3 separate regions of the Homo sapiens genome follow, and all the other regions are linked to region 2. Evidence: chromatin contacts called from ENCODE Hi-C or POLR2A ChIA-PET data. All regions are on one chromosome and are shown on one strand. The core of a region is the stretch at or near the end of the contact, and the rest is flanking DNA. Distances in the headings are between cores, read along the strand shown. Region 1 has its middle 18 kb from the start of LINC02421. Region 2 overlaps LINC01479 (long intergenic non-protein coding RNA 1479). Region 3 holds the start of LINC02421 (long intergenic non-protein coding RNA 2421).

Region 1 (3,805 bases), core at 116-2,615, 200 kb after region 2:
ATGTGCAGATGGAATTCAGCAACCCTGGTGCAGAGGAGTCCGTGGTAGGAATCCAGGAATCAAGTAACAAACAAATATAGCAAGTGGCACCACATTTCTAGGCATATAAAGAAATAATAACACCTAGAATTTGTAAACAATTTGCTAAGCTCAGGGCTAAGGGCGTCACAAATCTTGTGAAGCTAGCCAGTGAGAGAGGTACTATTTTTATCCCCCATTTCTAGATGGATAAATTGCAGTTCAGAAATTGTAACCCCATTGGTACTTGCCAGGTAGGGATATAAACCAAAGCTCAAGCGTTTCACCCTGTACAGTCTGATTCTTCAACCTTCACCCCACCCCTTCCACATTAGATACCTGCAATACAGTTAGGAATGGTTTTTACTGGTCTTAGTCAATCATGGTGATTCATTAACCAGTGGTGGTTCAGGAACTTAGACCAGTCAGCATCTAGCCTTTCCCTACTAAAATTATTGATTCAAGAAGAGCATATGACTTAAATTGGTCCAAGGAAATGAACAGGAAGAACTTGGGCTCCAAAGATCAGTGAGAAATGTTGATTTTCCCTCTGGAAGTGAACAGAGAAGCACATGACACCAATTGTTACTCAAAGCAACCATACTACTAAGTAGAGCATTTACCTTAGGATGAAGTCTTCTTTGTGGATTGCTGTGTGGAGAGACAGAGGGACCATTGTTTATTGATGACATAATTAAGCAGGAGGATCAACAAGATTTGTGGCTGTCCTACCTCTGGATTTTGTTTTGTATGAGCCAAGAAATATCCTATCTGTTTAAATTGCTTTGAATTGAGTCACCATTTCCTGCAACTGAAAACACTGTAACCAATATCTACTCCATGGGACCTCCTCAGAAAAACAAGGGAGGAGTAATACAAACCCATATAGATGATATCCTTCATGTGAGCCATTCCTTAATACGCCCTTTCATAGATGAGAAGGGCAAAGTCCAGCAAAGTTGAGTAATTTGTCTTAGGTGACACAGCTAGTAATTGTTAAGGCTGGACTTTGTTCCTCTGAGTATCTGACACCAAAGTCTGTATGCTTTCCAATATGCACAATGAAAATCTTGGCCAGTAATGAAAGGTATGCAGATCATATTCCAGTCCCATGCAGAAGTTAGTCAAAGGTTCACTGAAGATAAAGTCTAATAAGTAATCTGGTTTTCACAGCAGAATGCCAGTCACAGCAAGGGACTTGTGTGCTGGGCAGAGAGAGCCTCTTGTATGGCTGGGCCAACATGGCAGGAGAAGGGAAAGGCTGTGATTCAGAGGCTAATCCCCAGCACATTGGACACTTGGTGGAAGGCCAAGCGTGACCTTCAGACTCTACCAGCTGCTGTGTGTGAGGCTACTGATCACCCTTCCTGCCCTGGTCAGGCCTGGCTCAGCCACCAGTGGGGAGCAGAGCAGCTCAAATGAAACATCTGGAAAAGACAGAAGATGGTAAAAAGAAAAAAGGAGAAAGAAAAAAAAAGGGAGGAGAGTGAATCCATAGATATTAGGAACATAGTGATTATGAATATAATAAAAAGTGACTCCAAACTCTTGGCTTATCAGGATGTACCAGTCCTCTCTTGCCAATACTGTACTATGTGCAAGTTTTGATTACCTGTTTCGAGGTGAGTTTTTACATATATTATTTTCCTAAAACTGGTTGCCATTCTGTCCTAATTTCTTGCTCAAAATTTATATTTGCATCTGAAAACTCAAAGTACCATGGCACCTGGCTACCTTTCCCAATCTGTTCCTGTTCCAGAGCTGCACATATGGCTGCTGACGTTGAAGACAGCACTTTATTTTAGGGGGTGCCAGTCACATGGCTTCCCCTCGAATGGTGCAGTGTACAATCTGCACAACCATACCCAGTAGTCTTGCCTGGTTCTCTTAGTTCCTTATGCAAAATTGGTCTAAAACTTTTTAAATGTCATGTTTTTGCCAGATGTGGTGGCTCATGCCTGTAATCTCAGTGCTTTGGGAGACAAAGATGGGAGGATCACTTGAGGCCAGAGTTCAAGACCAGCCTGGGTAACATAGCCAGGTCCACCCTCTGCCTTCCCACCCCCACCCCCACGCCCATCTTTACACAATCTTTTAAAAAATTAGCTGGACATGGTGGCACATACTTGTAATCCCAGTTACTCAGAAGACTGAGGTGAGAAGATCACTTGGGCACAGGAGTTCAAGGTTAGAGTGAGCTATAATCAGGCCACTGCACTCCAGCCCGGGCAACAAAGTGAGACTCTATCTCTAAAATAAATAAATTTTAATTTTAAAAAATTGTGTTTGTGCCTATTTTTACTGTTACATATGAGATAGGTTGGCTGATAGTTGCCACAGTTCCTCAAGCAGCCAAGTGGAAAGGAAAATGTTCTGGCTTTAGTTTCAAACAAATGTAGGCTGGAATGCTGGGTCTGCCACCTACTAGCTAGTTGGCCATGGCTAGGTTAACCAACTGAGCTACTGTTTCACTATCTATAAAATGGGAATAATATCAGCCTCATAGTATTAACAGAAGGATATGTACTAAATGAGAAAATTATGTCAATATATATTTTTGAAGTTCCTGGCATAGTGTCTGCAACGGAAGAGATTCTCAATAAATATTAATTCCCTTATTGAATTTCAATGTCAATTTCAGTCCCTTTTCCTGGCAGGGGATAAACTTAGTCCAGCAGATGTCTGTATCCTAAGTGAGGAGTACAAACATTTTGCATTTTGCATTTTGCAAATTGCGTCCGTTGAGAAGTTCTTTGTTGGGGGAAGAGGGAGAGAAATTCTTTGGTCAAACATCTAAAAAGTACTGCATTCTATACCTGCTCTTAAAGATTCTCATTGCTCATTTGCATATTGAAAGACTTGAAAAATCTCACTACAAATAATTTAAATGTTTTACAACATATTTCTCTAATTTGATCACAAATTGTTTTTTACATTAGACAAATTAATATCTCATTAATGTGTTCCACAGAACATACATTGGGAAGTGTTGGGTTAGGGCTAGAAGCTAGGGAAGTTGGATATCATCAGGGTAAAGATTGGTGTGACCAAAAGATGACACTAACCAGATGGGTAACAGATGGGCACAAAGTTCTTTGGCAAAGCAGAATCATATAAGGGACTAAGGTTATGACTTAGTAAATGTATATTATTCCCTCTGAGCAAAACAGGAGGAGTGTGAGGAAGGAGATGGATGAAAGAGGACAAAAAGGAAGAACAAAAGCATCCATCACTATATCAAGCATTTATTGAGCAACTACTATGTGAGGGATGTAGAGATGAATAGCATTGTCCCTGCATTAAGGAAATAAGGAAAACAGAGTAAAGAGAAACAGACAGAGAAGGGCCATAGGTAACGAAAGATAATAGATTTAAAAGAAGGAAAGAAGATATACTCAAAGAAAACTTTGTCAAGATGTACAGGTGGAAAAGATTCCAGTCTGTTCTGCCTCACAAAAGCTGGCTGGGCACCCAATCTTTAAGAACATGGCAATGAATTGATTATATCTTTTTTTAAAGTGAATTCTGCAAAAGATTACAATTTTGTTTAAGAAAAATTAACCATAACTAAGTAATTATATTAGAAATTTTCAGTTATTAAAGTGGGCAGCAAATTCTCCGAAAGCAATAATGAAATAGAAAAATATCAATTAATGTTCATGATACATTTCTGAAGCAAATATGTATAGGCCCTAAAACAGCTTACACATGATTCTAAAACTAGAGAAGATCTAAAACTCTTCAAGTATGCCATTGGAATATGCATTGCATTCTGTCATCTCATTTG
Region 2 (4,279 bases), core at 1,186-3,685:
AATAATCTTCTTGTATTCTTGCTATTTTCATCCTGTCTACAATTCATGAGCCATTTATTCAACTTTCATTTGTTCATCCAAAAATATTTTGCACAATGTACCGCACTGCACCACAGTAGGCACCTGGGCTCAGTGAGGTGAGATGGGATTTACAGGTTATGTTAAGAAGCTGGATTTTTGGCCGGGCGCGGTGGCTCACGCCTGTAATCCCAGCACTTTGGGAGGCCGAGGCAGGTGGATCACGAGGTCTGGAGTTTGAGACCATCCTGGCCAACATGGTGAAACCCCATCTCTACTAAAAATACAAAAAATGAGCTGGGTGTGATGGCACATGCCCGTAGTCCCAGCTACTCAGGAGGCTGAGGCAGGAGAATTGCTTGAACCCAGGAGGTGGAGGTTGCAGTAAGCCCAGATCGCGCCACTGCACTCCAGCCTAGTGACAGAGCGAGACTCCGTCTCACAAAAAAAAAAAAAAAGCTAGATTTTTTTTTCTGCAGGTAATGTGGAGGCATCAAAGAAACTCGATTATGGAAAGATCTTTATATTGCATATCTGCATGTTGATAAGACCACTCTGGGGACAATGTGGATAATGGGCTTGTAGGGGAAGTGACCAGTGACAGGCAGACAACTAGATCTCATGTGAGAGCGTATGTTGTGCTAGTTTATGTCTTTGAGGCTTTGTGCTACCCAGAATGCCCTTCCCATGCTCCTTCCTCAGCCCCTCCTCCTCCAGGAAGCCTTCCCACACTCGTTCACAAACTGTAAATCCAGTGGCATTACTCTGTGCTCCCAGAACTCTGTGCTTACCCCCATCTTAGCACTTACTAAAACATACCAAAATGAAGTAAAGTCTTCCTTGTATTTTCCACCAGATTTTAAGTAGTTTGAGGCCAGGACATACATCTTCTTCATTGTATCCCCAAAGCCCACTTCAGTGCACAGTGCATACTAGATGCTCAGTTAACATTTAATTAACAATTAAATAGGCTGGGCTAGTAGTCAAAGACTACACAGCGTGACTCCACCCATGAAAGTCATAGTTTAACAGAAGAAAAACAGACATGACAATATATTATTACAATGCAATGGGATGGTAGAAATCTATATAAATGTCTGTACAAATACAATAAAACATAATGGCTAACTGGGTAGGGGAGAAAAATAGGGAGAATGATGGTCCAGTGCCATGTCTGCACCCTGGAGCAGTGGAGCCCACTGGGACCTCTGGCCTCAGAATCAGGGCTAGTCTGTATAACATCATCTGTGGATTCCAACTCCAAGGAGCAAGTCACTCCTTATGTTTCAGTTAGTTTCAGTGGACCCGGAGCCTGCAAGGGTCTCAACTTGTAGGGTGTGAACCCCACTGTTGGCAAAGGGGCTGGACCACAGCAGGGAAAGACCGCTGCTTAATTGGCTGTGCCAGCGTCATGTTTACAGTTGAGGGCTCACTTGTCTGCATTCTTAAAAATCTGTTTTAGAATTCAGTCCTTTAGCATTGTTCATGTTCTCTGTATTTTCTCAAAAATGTATAACAGCACTTTCTTTTGTGATTCCCTCTGAACCCTTGGTTGGAATTTGCCTAGAATCAGCACCTTCAACTCATTTAAAATTGTCACGTGACTCACATTGTCTTCTAGTATTTTTGTTATATTTTGATTTTTAATTTAACGTGTTAATTACTATGTTTATTTTGCTTTGTTACTTTGGTTGATTTTTTTTTTGACAGCACGTACTGCAGATAGCAAATCATCAGCTTATTTTTAGAGCAATGCCAACTCAGTAATGACTCCATCCGAATAGATCCATTTAGTGGGAAAAACAAATTGATATAAAAAGATGCATAGACAGGGATGAAAGAACAGGAATTGCAAAGTGAGAAAGGCATTTTATAATTTATGACAATGAGAACTATCTTTTGTTTAAAAACATTTAAATTTGGATCTATCTTGGATTTCAAAATCATCAAAACATGTTTATTCTGCCCTTTCAAATACAAGTGGAAAAGAGAGAAACAAAATATGAATTGAGCCTTTGTTTGGACTGCCCCTGGTTCTCATTCCTTCTCTGCTTCAAGGTGGTCTTACCTTTCTTTCCATTTCTTGATATGAACACAGCCAAATAAATACATAAAAATAGAAGCCTTCATTGCTGATCTTGTCTCTTCTGTGATTCCAACCTATTCCCTCAATCACCTCCTTCCCTCTCTCCCTTGTTCTTCTCTTTCTCACTTCCTCTCTCTAATTAGTTGTTTTTCAGGCCAAACTGGGCATGGGTTTGCTTTAGTATCATTGGGATGAAATGGGTTGAAAAGAGAACTTGGAATAATGAGGGCTGTCTTGGGCTAAAGCATGACAATAACAGAGGCACACACTCCACTGTATTAAAATAGCACTTGGTTCCGATCTCGGTCACTAGGTGTCGCTAAGTAATCTAATTAAATACCTGGTTTATGACCAACAAATTTGAGTAGACATTGAGCTGAGTGAGGCAGAAATAAAAATTAAGGACATGTGGCCTACATAAAATCCCGTTATCCACAACAGCTATTTTAGAACAGCAGGATTAGTACCTGGAATATGAATTGGAAAGTTCATGAATTAAAAAGAACCTACGAAAGTGCTTAGCCTTTATTGGGGAAAATGAATAAATCCTTTCTATTTTATGTGCCCTTCCTTTTCTTCCTCTCCTATTAAATTGGACATCCTGCTGCCTGCATTTTCATGAGCATAACTGGATTTTATGTGGTCTAAATGTACTGGCTGGGCTGTTTGCATCTAATCCTTCCTCAGTTCATATATTTTCTTGTTAAACTTTTTTTAGAGCCTGTTTTAACCTGAACTACCTGAAAAGCAAGCTGGATGAACATAATGCCTATTCTTAGTGGAATATCTTTGAGTGAACTCCTACTCCTATGCATCCTTCAAGGCAGATCAAATGTTTTCTAGTCTGTCAAACGTGACCGCAGGCAGTTCTTTTTGCCTTGTTCCCAGAACACAGCTGCATCTTCTTCCATGTGCCATTTTTTTTGCCTTACATGGTAATTAATGGTTCATGTATCTGTCTTCGCCACATACTGTGAGCTCCCTAAGGACAGGGACAAGTTGAGGAAAGTGACTGCTCAACATTTGCTACTGTTGCTACTTATAGCTCTTCTAGTGGTGTAGCCTATAGTAAATTCAGCACACAATTACCAGTTTCCCTAAGCATTTCAGTAGAATCTTCTCATGTCATTTCAGCAGGAGTTAAACTGGTTGTGTGTGTTTTGTGGTTTATAATATTGTGTGCTTAGAAAGCAAAATTAAGGGCTCACTAAATTGATGTGGAAAGAGATTTTATGTTGTGTGTGTGTATGTGTTTGGATGGGGTCTTCAAATGTTTGTTAAAGGAGTTGTTTATTCATCCATTGCCAATCCTTTTAAAAACAGTTACACAGCAGAGAAGGGGGATTGTATTTAGAGGAGACGCTAAATCAACACCTAAATTAAGGGTAAGCTTTTAGGCAAATTACTGTGTTTTTCTTTCCTGAGAGAAATAACTGGAGATTAGGAAACATCTTTTCTTAAAGAGTTTAATGTACTTCCAAATTCAAACAAATATTTAAAATGTTACAGTAATTTCATCTAAATCTTCTGTGTGTGTCCATAATTTTCTAAAATAAGTGGTAAATCACTTTAGGAAACCTATAACAGAGTGAAAATCAGCACACATTATTCGGGTTTACTGTGTGCGTGATGCTTTGTTGAAGGAGGGAGGAGATAGAAACATGTCTGTCCCGCAAGAAGTTCACAATTGGTGTGGCCACGGATAAAACATGTAAATACAATTTGCTACTAGCCAGGAACCAAAAAGAAGACTTGAGTTCCACAAAGGACGATGAGATTTACAAGGAGTTTTCCCAGAGGCATGACGTTTGAACTAGCATTTTACCATCTTTGCAGACAGGAATCTTCATAGTTTCTACTTACTTTATGGTTTAGCTAAATTGAAGCACTAAAGGATTCACGCAATGTTTACCTAGAGTTTAAAAAACCTTGATTTTAACATTTTTATTAACGGATTGGGTGTATGTTTTAATCTAAATGATAAAGCTATTAGAGTAAATCAAGATGACTATTTTCTCTCATATTGACCTGTCCCTAACCTAAGCGGGTTTCAAACTTTGGCATACTTTGAAATTATCAATACACTTGTTAAAATACAGATTCCTCGCCAAACTTAAAGAATCTCAACCTCCTGGGATGGAGAGGCAATGTGCTTTTAAAAAGGGTTCCATGTGA
Region 3 (3,952 bases), core at 915-3,414, 210 kb after region 2:
AAAAACTTCTTTTCAAAAGCCTCAGCAAATTTTCCTTGTTTCTCTTGTGCCCATGTCTGAATCAATCACTGCATCCAGAGAACTGCCATCTGGAGCTGAAAGAACATCTCTCCTGTTCAAACCACATGGCAAAATGGTGGAGGAGGGATCTCCAAAATAAAACCAGGGTTCTGTTGCCAAGAAAAAAGGGAAAGAAATGCCAAGAGGGCAACCGGCTTATGTCCACTCTACTATTGAAGACAGGATGATTTTGGCTGAAAGTTACAGAAAGCCTTTCTCTCACTGGCTAGAGCATTGAGAGAATATATTGTTTCACACAATAGGTGATCTGGAGGCAGATCAAACTTCAGGCACCACAGGAACGGGCTCCAGATCTGCATCTCCCCTGTTCTCCAGCCTCAGCCTTCCTGCAGGTATCAGCTTTGTCTTCATGCCATCTCTTAACATGGTCACCAGAAGAAACTGGGGCAACTGATGATGTCTTTTTCATGTCCAGTGGGAGAGAGTACCAATCTGATGCCCAATCATGAAATAAACATCTTTCCTCTTAGACTGCTTGGACCCAAACTTGGATGGAGTTTGCTTTTCCTGAGATAAGTGTGCTGCACTCCTGTGCCCATTCCTAGATCAATGCCAATTGCTAAGGAACTACAATTTACTGATTGGCATAAGCCTAGTTCTCTGAATGAATCATGAGGGAAGAGATGTTACTATCACTGGCTTGGCATTAGACTAATTAGGATTCTCCCTTGGAGCTTAAGAGGGAGTTTGCTTTCCCTGAAACAAGTGTGCTGTATGTGGGATGGTTTCTAAAGTATGAAAAGAAGAGTGAATAGATGCTGGTTAGGCAACTAATTCAGCCACCACACCATCCTTCCCAGTACATATTGGATCCTGCCTCCTCCATGAAGTCTCTCCAGATTACCCAGAAGCAAACTCTTAGTCTCTGAATTCTTTCAGCACTTACTGCTCATACTAATATTTCACATTTACCTTATATTCTTTTCTTCTTATTCTCCATCTGCTTTGAATTACCTTATATTCTTAATAATACTTTTATGTACATATTTCTCATCTCCTGACTTAAATTCTTAAACGTGGGGTGTTACCCTTCCCACTATGTTGCAATATATCTAGCACATTACCTTGCCCAGAATATTTTATGCTCAATAAAAACCTGTTGCTTAATTGACTTTTAACAAGCAAAAAGAACCAGGCAGCCTTTAAATTTAGCAGGAGACATGTAGATCCAGCTCACTAGTTCAGTTCTTTCTTCTTCCTAATAGAAATCTCCCCTTGCTCATTATCTCCCAGGAGTCGTTCATGAAGACATATTGGTAATTCATCTGTACTTAATAAAATGGTTAGATTTTGGACCTAATTAAATAGTGAGAAACAGTGAAAATACATGACTTGACTAATATTTTGAGTAAAAATCTGGACAAGATACAAAAACTAAAGCAGGAATACAAATTTCATTATGGAAGCTGAATACGGTAAAGGAAACAAGACCTCTCCAATTGGAAAAAGATGTTTTAGTCACTTTTTCTATTTTAATAATAAGAAGCACCATTGTGCCTATCCACTCAAACTATAGATTTTTCAGCATCTTCTAGGTCTAACCTAGCACTCAGACATGAATGTTATGAGTTCCATTGCTCAACACTATACTTTTAAATTTGTATTCTCTCTGAAAAATGATTTTATCAGATTTAGTAGGAGAACTTTTAGAATGATTTCTTAACTAAAATCTCAGTGATCTAGCACTTTGATTAATAATTTATTAACAGAATTGTGACCACCTTGAGGATATCTTGAGGACATCTGAAATTTTCTCTACAAATAAATTTCAGTAATTCTGATGGTAATAGTTACCATTAATGAAAAATGTAATGTCCTGATTTAGACATTTACTATGGTTTGAATGTTTTTCCCCTCCAAAATTCAAGCTGAAACACAATCCCCGGTGTAACCATATTAATAAATGGGGCCTTTAAGAAGTGATTGGGTCATGAGGGTTCTGCTCTCATGAACGGACTAATCCATTCATGGATTACTGGATTAATGGGTTAATGGATTAATGTGTTATCATAGGCTTGGTTTAGTTATCAGAGGGCGGGTCTGTTATAAAAGCCAGTTTGGCTCTCTGTGATGCTTTCTGCCAGTTATGACACAACACAATGCCCTCACCAGAAGCAACCAGAGGCAGACCCTCGACCTTGGACTTCCCAGCATCCAGAACTGTAAGACATGAATTTCTTTTTTAAAACAATTACCTAGTCTCATGTATTCTGTTACAGCAACAGACAATGGACAAAGACAATAGACAACCAAAAGCGATAAAAGAGGTCAATGTTTTCAAAAAGAATTCATCTTCCAAAGAATGAGAACAAACAAATTATTTACTAAAAAGTAGAAAGAGTTGAGGCTCAAACGTCTAGATGAAACCACCTTATTTCCCTCAATGGGAGCAGGAAAATTGGATGCACACTCTCATATTAACCTTTCTCTAGGTTAGTGGAGATAATCAAGCCTGACTTGAGTGCTGAATATGCATTACCACTTATTTACTACCTGCGTAAACTTTGTTCTTATTTTATAAAAGAATTTGAACCAAGGATGAGTTGGGCTTTAATAGTGATTCAAGTCTCCAGGAACATTTAATGTCCACTGGCCATCTTCAAGTCACTAGACTGAGTAAGGCAAGAATACTGCCAGTAGGTTCAAAACCCAAATTTTAGTTCTAAGCATTTCCAGGGCCATCCTTCCCTCTTGTTTTCAAATTAGGTAGATATTTAATTCTTCTGTAGACCAGCTTTAAGAACTAGGGGAGGTGGGAAAGGAGACAGGTGGAAGGAGAGTATTTCAAACACAACAGCATAAAAATGGTCTTGGCTTGACAGTGACTATTTCTAAGCCATCAAATTAGAAAAAAAGCGGCTCAATTTGAAACTAGAGGATGAAGCCCCTGGTGGATTATAAATAATAAGGCCCTTCTTACCTAGCAAGCTTTTAGAAACAATAGAATGTAGTGTGTTCAGGAGGCCGTAGGCCTGAGTCCAAATGCCAGCTCCGCTCCTTGCTGTGTGACCTTGAGAGGTTGCCTAACGTTCCCAAGCTTCAATTTTCATATCTGTAAAATGACAGTGATAATAGTACTTACTTTGCAGGATGGCAGTGAAGATTAAATTACATAATCCATGTGAAACAGCTAGGAAAGGGCCTGGAATATATTAAACATCCATAAATGCTAGCTACTATGACAATTACTAGGGGGAAGCCAGCCTGCTTTGGGCCCACTCTACAGCCTCTGGCCCAGAGCTGTCAGCCCACCCTGCAATTATTTACAGACAGAAAGGGCTGCTTCACTCATTTCTCACTTCCTTGCTTCATTTTGCTTCTAGAATGGTTTATGTCAACGGTTTCATCCAAAGAGATGAAAATAATAATGTCTATTTACATAACATTATCCTTGTTTTCCTTCTTCCCTCAGAAATGCTCTGGTATTATCAAATTAGTTGCATTTTGAAGATGACATCCACTAGAACTAATCAAACTCAACAATCTTTGTTCCTTGATATTACCCTGGATCCTCACCCATTAATGTAACAGCTGCAGTATTTTAAGGGAGACCGGGAACACTCCCACTGCAGACTGTCTGCACTTGGTGACTGCAATCATGATTATTTACTGAATACTAATATTCTGTATGTGTTCTGTGGTTTAGCTTTCTAATGCCAGTGCTTATTCAAGGCAGAGAATAATAAATCGTCAGGGAGGAGAGTTGTTCCTGCTTAATCCAAAATCTAGTTCTCTCTAGTTGTCTGCTAATCTTTATAACATTAAACTCTTGCAGACCAAATTTCTGAATAGATAAAGTGAAAGATAACCATTTAAATCTTAAACCTCTTGAGATATTGTGGTTTCTAATAAGATATATATCTTTGGTCTT

Evidence for each region. Hi-C counts contacts between places; a loop is a spot of excess contacts on that map. ChIA-PET counts read pairs that join two places held with the same protein, here RNA polymerase II (POLR2A). Pooled maps may share reads with other maps.
Region 1: a map of Calu3 shows a loop between it and region 2 (6-fold over the local background). The contact joins two enhancer-like sites. A Hi-C loop is called at or near these places in 2 of 168 maps with a recorded cell type or tissue (Caco-2 and Calu3), 1 of 37 single-sample maps with no recorded cell type and 9 of 50 pooled maps. POLR2A ChIA-PET finds 5 or more read pairs at or near these places in 1 of 52 experiments (SK-N-SH).
Region 3: a map of left cardiac atrium shows a loop between it and region 2 (3-fold over the local background). The contact joins the promoter of LINC02421 here to the enhancer-like site in region 2. A Hi-C loop is called at or near these places in 10 of 168 maps with a recorded cell type or tissue (Caco-2, PC-3, PC-9 and 6 more), 1 of 37 single-sample maps with no recorded cell type and 7 of 50 pooled maps.

Annotation. Positions count from the first base shown.
Region 1 is chr12:67,745,476-67,749,280 of GRCh38, reverse strand. No RefSeq gene overlaps it. Among named protein-coding and RNA genes, the nearest start is that of LINC02421, 18 kb to the right of the region's middle. Within about 2 kb of position 1,365, at least 11 of the 41 ENCODE cell types and tissues checked have a DNase peak (open chromatin) inside an H3K27ac peak, as active enhancers do.
Region 2 is chr12:67,941,632-67,945,910 of GRCh38, reverse strand. All of the region lies in intron 2 of LINC01479 (long intergenic non-protein coding RNA 1479), which reads right to left. Among named protein-coding and RNA genes, the nearest start is that of LINC01479, 15 kb to the right of the region's middle. Within about 2 kb of position 2,435, at least 2 of the 41 ENCODE cell types and tissues checked have a DNase peak (open chromatin) inside an H3K27ac peak, as active enhancers do; they include heart right ventricle, where a contact is called at or near this core.
Region 3 is chr12:67,727,687-67,731,638 of GRCh38, reverse strand. It overlaps LINC02421 (long intergenic non-protein coding RNA 2421), which reads left to right and starts at 2,164. Exons shown (of 5, transcript NR_110063.1): 1 at 2,164-2,243.